2 separate regions of the Homo sapiens genome follow, and region 2 is linked to region 1. Evidence: chromatin contacts called from ENCODE Hi-C data. All regions are on one chromosome and are shown on one strand. Each heading gives the region's core, a stretch centred on a gene start or an enhancer-like site at or near the end of the contact. The rest is flanking DNA. Distances are from core to core; before and after follow the strand shown. Region 1 holds the start of ITPR1 (inositol 1,4,5-trisphosphate receptor type 1). Region 2 holds the start of MTMR14 (myotubularin related protein 14).

Region 1 (4,404 bases), core at 258-2,757:
ATTTCCTTCAGATGGCAAAACTGGGGCAAAGAGATGAAAATGACTTGCCCAAGGGCTCAGAGGCTGCTCCTAAATGGGGAGAGAGGCTATTTAAGGCAATGGCGGTGGATTTCCCCAAAGACAAGGGTTTCATACACGTAGAGTCTGGAACGGGAGTCCAGGCTGTACCACTTAACTCGAGGGGTCATTTGGGAAGTTACCTGATTTCTCTGAGCCCTGGATTGTGCACCTGCCAAATAGATATAATAAATATACCTACAGTTGGTAAAACTCAATAGCATGACGCATGAAAACTGCATGTGGTCTGGGCTCAATAAAATCAGCCTCCCCATTGATTATTATCATTATTATTACTATTGTTATAACAGATCTTTAGGCGGCGTCAGGAAGTGCCTGTCTGGGATGCTATAATGCGTTTGGCTCACCACTATGCCCCAGCGCCTGGCACCTAGTAAACACTCAGGAAACGTTTGAGGAATGAATATACGTCATTTGAGGCAAGACAGGGCAGTCGGCTGACTGCCTCCGGGCTTAGCTCTTCCCCTCCTTGCAAAAGCCGGAGCCCTAAGCAGCGTGTAGCCCGGGAGCCCAGGCATTACTTGGCAGCGGGTGAAACCCACCTTGCCCCATTCGGAGCTCTTGGAGAGCGCCCCGCCTGGATGCGCATCTCTGTGTGAGCGGCTCTTTCCTAAGCCCTTATTTTTCTGGTTTGCGGTTTATTTACTTAAGCATTTACAGCTCCCAGGAGCAGAGGGGCTGCTAGAGGTACGGTCAGGACTGAGGTCGCGGTTTGTATTTATTTTCTGCCTCCCAATCTCAGAGCCGGCAAGTCACAACACGGCTCCTTTATTTGTGCACCGGAGAGGTCTGCCTTTCTTTACCTCCTCACGGGCGATAAAAGACAAGCAACTCGGGCTCAGAAAAGTGCTCTCACGCGACTTGCCTGTGTCTCCGCTTGCGTGGACCGTCGCTCCCAGGCTTGGTTTCTCGTGCAAACCCGAGCAGGGCGGAGCAGATTAAATAAAGACACCTCGCGCCTTTAATCCTTGACCGCAAACACTGGCGTTTTTGTGCCCCGGATTTCTGAAATTCTTGGCTCGGGGAACCAAGGCAGGGGGAGGGTGGGCTTGTAAAAACTTCCCAAAGCAGAAATCCGAGCTCCTAGCCCCTCCCCGGCCCCAGTGACACCTGGATTCCAGGGAAGGGGGGCAGCCGGAGGAGAGGCGTCCCCAAGGGTTGCGGGCGCTTCCCAGGGGTGACTTTGAACGGCTGGCTCCAAGCCCTACCGACCCCAGCCAAGGAACAGGCTCAGCAGCCTGAAAGCCTCGCAGGACGCCCCTCCCCTGTCCCCGCACGCGTCTATTTAGGGCCCAGCCCGGGCGCCCAGGGGATTCTGGGACTTGTAGTCCCTCCCCGCAGCCTCAGGCGCCGCCACGACCCGCTACTTGGACTACATTGCCCAGGGAGCTTCCCGGCCTATATAAGCCACCCGGAGCCGCTTTAAAGTGCAGTAACCATGTGGATGTGCTGCTGAAGCGTTTCCTCAAGCTCGCTGGGGTGGGAGGAGAGGAGGAGGAGGAGGTGGTGGTGGAGGAGGAGGCAGGGGGTGGAGAGAGAGAAAGCGCACGCCGAGAGGAGGTGTGGGTGTTCCGCTTCCATCCTAACGGAACGAGCTCCCTCTTCGCGGACATGGGATTACCCAGCGGCTGCTAACCCCTCTCCTCGCCCTGCTCCCCCAAACCGGCGTGGCTCCCCGGGCACCAAGGTAGCGGCTGGGGCCGGGCAGAGGGCGCGGGGAGTTGGCACTGGCTCCCCGGGCGCAGAAGTTTTTGCCCCGCTCTCGGGGAGATCTTGATGGATGTGCATGCACTTGGCATGCATTTGGGGGTTCCTTTACTGCGGGCAGTTGTTTTGGGGGGAGCTCATTTGAAGCTTAAAAAACAAATATCCTCTACTCTAGTGCGTGGCTTTGGGGGCTCCCCATTCTGGTCTGATGTGGCATTCCCCCAAGTTGGAAACTGTTGCTGCAGCTGCAGGAAATAGTTCTTTTTTTTTTTTTTTTTTTGAAGAGAGGTTGTGGGGGTGTCATATGTGAGTCTGCTCAAGGAAATAATCTTTCTAAAAATGTATCCCTCTCTTGCGCTCCGTGGTTGGGAGAATAATGCATGTGTAGGGGCCCCCCGTGGGGAGGGTTTTTAAAAACGGAAGAAAACCGGAGAAGCGGTGAGGGATGAAGTGTGGACGAAGCTCATGTCCAATGAGGATGCGGGCTTCGGATACTTGGCCTTCTCGCCGGGAAACAAGTGCTTTGGGATCTGCCAAACACTTCCCTTAGTTCCAGCCTCCCGCACGTTCGAAGTTTGTGCGTGCCTAGTCTCAATTGTCAGTTACATCCTGGAAATAAGTAAGCGTAGTTACCTGGAATCTTCGCCCAAGCGATCCCACCAACCTGCCTACCAAGTTTGGGGGCGGGGGGGCTGTCCCCAGTGAAGGAGGCTAAAGAAGGTGGAAACTTGTAATTTGGAGCATTTCTGTTAGAGCTCATCTTCCGCGGTCTGGTACTCAGTCTTCTTTCTTTCTAAATATTTAGGAGCTGACTACAGAGGAGCAGGATTTGCACCCCTCGCTGGGCTTGCTTTGGCAACAGAGTGCCTGACCCAGGTCAGGTGAGTGTGGAAGCCTGAGTGCTGTAGTCAATAATGAGTTTTTGTCCTAAGCCTATTTTAAGTTCTATCTAAACCGCCAAGGAGGTGGGGAGTAAGAAAGAAAAAGAAACTCCGTGGCTCAGTCTTCAAAATTTGCCTCTGCCTTTGGTGAGGGCTTTTGGGAGCAGAGGTCCAGTGGACAGTCCGTTTCTTGGAAGTAGCTGAGAATTGAAGGAGCCTGAAAGTTTATGAGAGAGGAGGGGAAAAGGCCATTAAATGGAGCAATAAAACGGCGGCCCATTGCCGGTCTGAAAAGCATGCTGATGATTTAAATTCTGAAGGATACAGTGCATTTCATATGCCAAAATGTGTAAGCAGTATTAACTGCCTCTCTCCTTCAAGAAATAGTCACTCTTTTCTAATTTTGAACGTGTGCTTAATCAGAGTAGGTTGGATTGCAAGAAATGAAAGTGGTTGCTGCAAGTTGAAAGAATTAGAACTTTAAAAAGGGAAGTGAGTTATTGAAGCTTAAGGTGGTAGCATCCAGCCCTTGACTCAAGCCACCTGAGTGTCAAGGAATCTGGCAGGTCCCTGTTGTTTTGGGGCCCGTGGTGGAATATGAGCTGAGAGCAGCATTTATCTGTAAACACAACAGTTCCTATTTTTTCCCCAAAATGGTCAGACTGCATTTGAAGAGTGGGAGGTTTCAACGGGTGCACGTACATCACTATTGCTGCAGATTTGGCTATCAGGAGTTTTTTCTCCTGAAATGTTCAGGAACATGGTAAATAACAGGGTAACAGAGGTAGGTGGGGGTGGGTGGCTGGGTCTTAATAACTTTTTTAACATTCTAAATATTTAGCTGTTCCCTGGGCTACAATCTTTGGGCTTTTCTAATGAGAAAATAAAAGTCAGACACTTCATTATAGTGGTATAGTGCTTTTGTTTCCTGTTGATAAGATCCTCAGGAGTACTGGCGGAGTGAGAAGCATTTGGATGTGAGAACTCTAGTTTCTTCTTGGAGTTCTGTTGACTCACATGGCTGTGTGGGTGCTCATAGAGCCAAGGATTAGGCCCAGTTCCCCTTTTCAGAATTAGCTGTACAGCAAGGAAAAACTGGTCCACAGACTCTTTTCTAACTGGTTGCTAAAAATAATAAGATGGACACATTAAGTACTTGTAAGCCAGGTCCAGAGCCATGTATCTCAGAAACCCTGTGCGTCAGATGCAGGTGAAGAAACTGAGGTGCAGAGAGTGAAATCACTTGCCCAGTAGCTAGTACAAAGTAGGAGCAGGGTGTAACCTCAGGCGGTGAGGCTGTACTGCATCCCACAAATGGACCTCAGTTGATTTGGGGATGCTGGTGGTGAGAGGGAAGCTAGGAAAAATGGTAAACTTACTGCTACTGATGAAATAACTTGCATACCTCCCACCAATGATGAAATAATACATAACATTGATGTAAGAAGGAAAGGATGTAGCCACAAACATAGGGATAAAAGAGTGCAGATATTTGAGGAGGTATTAGATACTGTAATGAGTTCATTTTGGAAAGCCTGAATGGGGAGAGTAAAAAGAAACAAAACCACAAGGAACATTATGTAAGTTAAGCATTAGGCTCACCTCCTAGCTGAAATACATCTTGATTGTTTACATCAAAGAATCTGAGTAGGTTAAAAGGATCAGGCGTTTCCCCATCTGAATAATTCGAAAGTTTAAACTGCAGTTAGACTGCAATGTGAAATGTTGATACCTTTTC
Region 2 (4,404 bases), core at 882-3,381, 5.2 Mb after region 1:
TCAGGTAATCAGTTTACCTTGGCCTTCCAAAGTGCTGGGATTACAGGCATGAGCCACCATGCCCGGCCTGTAATTTTTCTTTAACACCATATAATCCAGTCATTTCATTCCTTGGTGTTTAAGACAAATGCGTATATAGATTTGTCAGAAAATATCTAGTAGGCCAGGAGTAGTGGCTCAAACCTGTAATCCCAGCACTTTGGGTGGCAGACGTGGGAGGATTGCTTGAGCCCAGGAGTTTGAGACTCGCCTGGACAACATGGTGAGACTCGGTATCTACAAAAAAATTTAAAAAGTAGCTGGGTGTGGTGGCACATGCCTGTAGTCACAGCTACTTGGGAGGCTGAGGCAGGAGGATTGCTTGAGGCCAGTAGTTGGAGGCTGCAGTGAGCCACGATCATGCCACTGTACTCCAGCTTAGGCAACAAGAGTGAAACCGTTTCTAAAAAAAAAAAAAAAAAAAAAATTAAATTAAATTAAAAACCAATCTACCGTATTAAAACTCTAGAAGCCAGGATAGTGATTAACTGGGGGTGGGAGGAGTTGGGGGGGCAGGGTGGTGGGTGGTTGTTGGTGAGTGGGTAGTGACTGAAAGTGGTCAGGAGGAGGGTTCCGGGGCGCTGGTGTACATATCATACTTCTATTAAAAGTTTAACAAAAACGAATTACTTTCATTCAGACTGGGTATTAGACCACATTAAGGAATATTGTTAATTTTCTTAGGCATGTTAATAGCCTTATATTTTTTATGTATTTTTTTTTTGAAGTACAAATCTGTTGTGATAAATGCTTAAGTATTCACAGCTGAAATAATGTGATGTCTGGGATTTGCTTTAAAATAATTCCCTGGATGGGAAGGGACTGCTTAAACAGGATAGATAAGCAGATGTTGATTATTGTTCAAAACCAGTTAATGGGTACATGAGGGTTCATTATACTATTGTCTCCACTTTTGCGAATGTCTGAAATATTCTAATAATAATAATAATGAGAGGCTTCTCATCACAGAATTTCAAGGCAGTCGCTTCACCTCCCTGACTCCCAGTTTCTACCTCAATAAAATAGGGCTGATGATATAATGCACTGTACTCACAGGGATGTTGTGAGCAGCAGGGGGAGAAAGGGTTTTATGAAATGTTGTGTTTTTGTTTTTGTTTTAGAGACGGAGTCTCATTCTGTCACCCAGGCTGGAGTGCAGTGGCGCGATCTCGGCTCACTCTCCGCCTCCCGGGTTCAAGCAATTCTCCTGCCTCAGCCTCCCGAGTAGCTGGGATTACAGGCACCTGCCACCACGCGCGGCTAATTTTTGTATTTTTAGTAGAGACGGGGTTTCACTGCGTTGATCAGGCTGGTCTCGAATGCCTCACTTCATAATCCGCCTGCCTCGGCCTACCAAAGTGCTGGGATTACAGGCGTGAGACACCGCGGCCGGCTGAAATGTTTTAATATTGGTAACCACTGCCATTATGGTTTCTAGTACTAATTTGTTGCCTCCAAGCGTTCTCTCCTCCTCGCCCTGTAATTTTTTTTTTTTCTTAAGACAGAGTATTGCTCTGTCACCCAGGCTGGAGTGTAGTGGTTCGATTTCGGCTCATTGCAACCTCAGCCTCATGGGTTCAAGCGATTCTCCTGCCTCAGCCTCCCAAGTAGTTGGGATTACAGGTGGGTGTCACCATGCCCGGCTAATTTTTTTATTTTTAGTAGAGATGCGGTTTCACCATTTTGGCAGCCTGGTCTCGAACTCTTGGCCTCAAGTGATCCGCCCGCCTCGGCCCCCCAAAGTGCTGGGATGACAGGTGTGAGCCACCACGCTCGGCTTCCCTGTAATTGTTGATTCCACTTTTCCTCTGGTTCTTTTCAATGGTTCCTTCCTGCTACCCCCCTCCCCCGGCAGCCCAATGGTTGAGCCCGGCTTCCCCGGGGGAAACCCCTTGGGGCGGATCACGCGGTATCAGCCAGTGGCCTCCCTGGTGGATAGAAGGATCGCTCTGCGCCGGGGGCGGGCCAGTAATCGTAGGCGGGGCGCGGGTCCAGAGCTCCGATTGGCCAGAGTCGGAGTAAACATCCGGCGGGACGGGGCGGGGCCGGAAGTGGAAGTGGAAGTAGAAGGCGGTGGCTGAGGCGGTTCCGGAGGTTCTAGTGTCGGAGTTGGGTGCAGGCAGGTGCCATGGGCCCGCTTGAGGCACACTGAGGGGACGCGGGGCTGGGCCATGGCCGGCGCTCGGGCCGCCGCCGCCGCTGCCTCGGCGGGGTCCTCGGCCTCTTCAGGCAACCAGCCGCCTCAGGAGCTGGGGCTTGGGGAGCTGCTGGAGGAGTTCTCCCGGACTCAGTACCGGGCCAAGGATGGCAGCGGGACCGGCGGCTCTAAGGTGAGATTGGAGGTGCGATGAGCTGGGGAAGGCTCCTAACTTGGGAAGTTACAGAGGAAAGGCTGAGGCCAGGGGTCAGAAAAAGGTAGGAGTGGTACCTCGCCGCTGAGGAAGAGGAGAGAGAGAGAGGAGTTCTCCAGGGTCTGTATCCGGAGTATAAGAGTCGGTCTTGACAACCATAAAAGGAGGAACTGGGGTCAGAATGAGCCCAGCAAAGAGGTCCTTCTTGTTTGAGAAGGGGTCTGGAGGTGAGAGATCAAGCTGAGGGGCCAGGTTCAAAGATCAGAGAGGAGGACCTAAGGAAGGTCTATTCCCTGCTTCAGGTGCCGTAGGATGAGTTGTGTCAGGGAAAAAGCCCCAAGAAAAAGCTAAGAAAAATAGGGAGACGATTCCTCGGGGTCAGAGGTCAGAATGGAGCCAGGAGGTGAACCCAGTGTGCTGCCCCCTTATAAGGTCTCAGCATGACTTAGGCCCATCCCTTTCCTTCCCCTATAGAGCAGGAAGACAACCCACACTCCCTTTCAGTTCCTTTATCTAAAGCAGGTCTCCGTTCCTCTTTTTGCTCCCTTTGGGATTTCCACCCAGTCGTCTTATCGCCAGACCTGGAGGGCTTCCTGTCAGCTCAGGCCATCCCCACCCTAAGCACTGGCTGGCAGTGCGGTGGGAATCTTGCCGACCCTGCCATCTCATTCCCCCACGTGGTTTTGGCAGCTTTAGCACCAAGTTTTCCAGTGGAATTCTGTTCCATCCTGCACCACAGAACTCTGATTTGACCTCAGAGATTACCGTGAGTTGCTATTCTGTAGTTGGCATCTTGTAGTCTCTGAAGTAACCCAGGGAAGACTTCAGTAAGGATTGGACTTCCTCACTCTCCAAATGGCCAAGTAATTTTTCCAAGTATAGTCTGGGGACCACCTGTTTAATGATCATCTGGGGTACTTTTAAAATTTGTGCTTATGGGATACTTTGTGAAAACAGAGATTCCTTAGTCCCACCCAGTCCTACCAAGTCAGAATTTCTGGGGGTGGGATCCTGGAATTTGCTTTTTTTTTTTTTTTCTTTTGAGAAGGAGTCTCGCTTTGTCGCCTAGGCTGGAGTGCAGTGGCGCAATCTCAGCTTACTGCATCCTCCGCCTCCCCAGTTCAAGCAATTCTCCCTGCCTCAACTTCCCAAGTAGCTGGGATTACAGGACCCCACCACCACGCCCAGCTAATTATTGTAGTTTTTAGTAGAGATGGAGTTTCCCCAGGTTGGCCAGGCTGGTCTTGAACTCCTGAGCTCAGGTGATCCGCCTACCTCAGCCTCCCAAAGTGCTGGGATACAGGCGTGAGCCACCGCGCCTGGCTTTTTTGTTTGTTTGTTTTTGTTTTTTGTGTTGAGACAGGGTCTCGCTCTGCTGCCCAGGCTGGATTGCAGTGGTGCAACCATGACTTACTGCAGCCTCGAAATCCTGGGTTTGAGCGATCCTCCCACTTAAGCCTGCCAAGCACCTGGGACCACAGGTACACACCACCATGCCTGGCTAATTTTTCTTTATTTTCCTAGAGACATGGTCTCGCTATATTGCCCTGGCTGGTCTCAAACTCCTAAGCTCAAGCAATCCTCCCACCTCAGCCCCCCAAAATGCTGGGATTACAGGCGTGAGCCGCCACACCTGGCCAGTAAGGGTCTTTTGAGTGGCTGTAGGTCATTGGTTTTTCTGGACCCCTCTTCCAACTTACATGACCCTGAAGATTAGGGTTAGCATAAGTTACACCTCATATTGGCTGCGGCTGGCCTTAATTATCTCTCCAGGCCTTCTGATCTCCTGCAAACTTAGATGTATATATATTTATATGTATTTATAACAATTCAGGCAGAACAGGGAGTTAGATCTGTAACTGAACAATCGATTGAGATAACTCACTACCTTTGGACTAACTTCTTGCAAACTTTTTTTTTCAGAAGGAGTCTCCCTCTGTCACCCAGGCTGGAGTGCAGTGGTGCGATCTTGGCTCGCTGCAACTTCCACCTCCTGGATTCAAGCGATCCTCCT

Evidence for each region. A loop is a pair of places that touch in the nucleus more often than their neighbours do. Pooled maps may share reads with other maps.
Region 2: a loop to region 1 is called in a map of naive thymus-derived CD4-positive, alpha-beta T cell, with 17 times the contacts of the local background. The contact joins the promoter of MTMR14 here to the promoter of ITPR1 in region 1. A Hi-C loop is called at or near these places in 1 of 168 maps with a recorded cell type or tissue (naive thymus-derived CD4-positive, alpha-beta T cell), 1 of 37 single-sample maps with no recorded cell type and 6 of 50 pooled maps.

What each region holds. Positions count from the first base shown.
Region 1 is chr3:4,491,841-4,496,244 of GRCh38, forward strand. It overlaps ITPR1 (inositol 1,4,5-trisphosphate receptor type 1), which reads left to right and starts at 1,508. Exons shown (of 62, transcript NM_001378452.1): 1 at 1,508-1,765; 2 at 2,591-2,666. It overlaps ITPR1-DT (ITPR1 divergent transcript), which reads right to left and starts at 1,323. Exons shown (of 2, transcript NR_108075.1): 1 at 944-1,323. RefSeq lists silencers at 1,577-1,846, 3,145-3,439.
Region 2 is chr3:9,647,374-9,651,777 of GRCh38, forward strand. It overlaps MTMR14 (myotubularin related protein 14), which reads left to right and starts at 2,132. Exons shown (of 19, transcript NM_001077525.3): 1 at 2,132-2,369. The coding sequence starts at 2,211. RefSeq lists enhancers at 1,727-1,956, 1,764-2,659, 1,946-2,115 and silencers at 1,987-2,096, 2,197-2,296.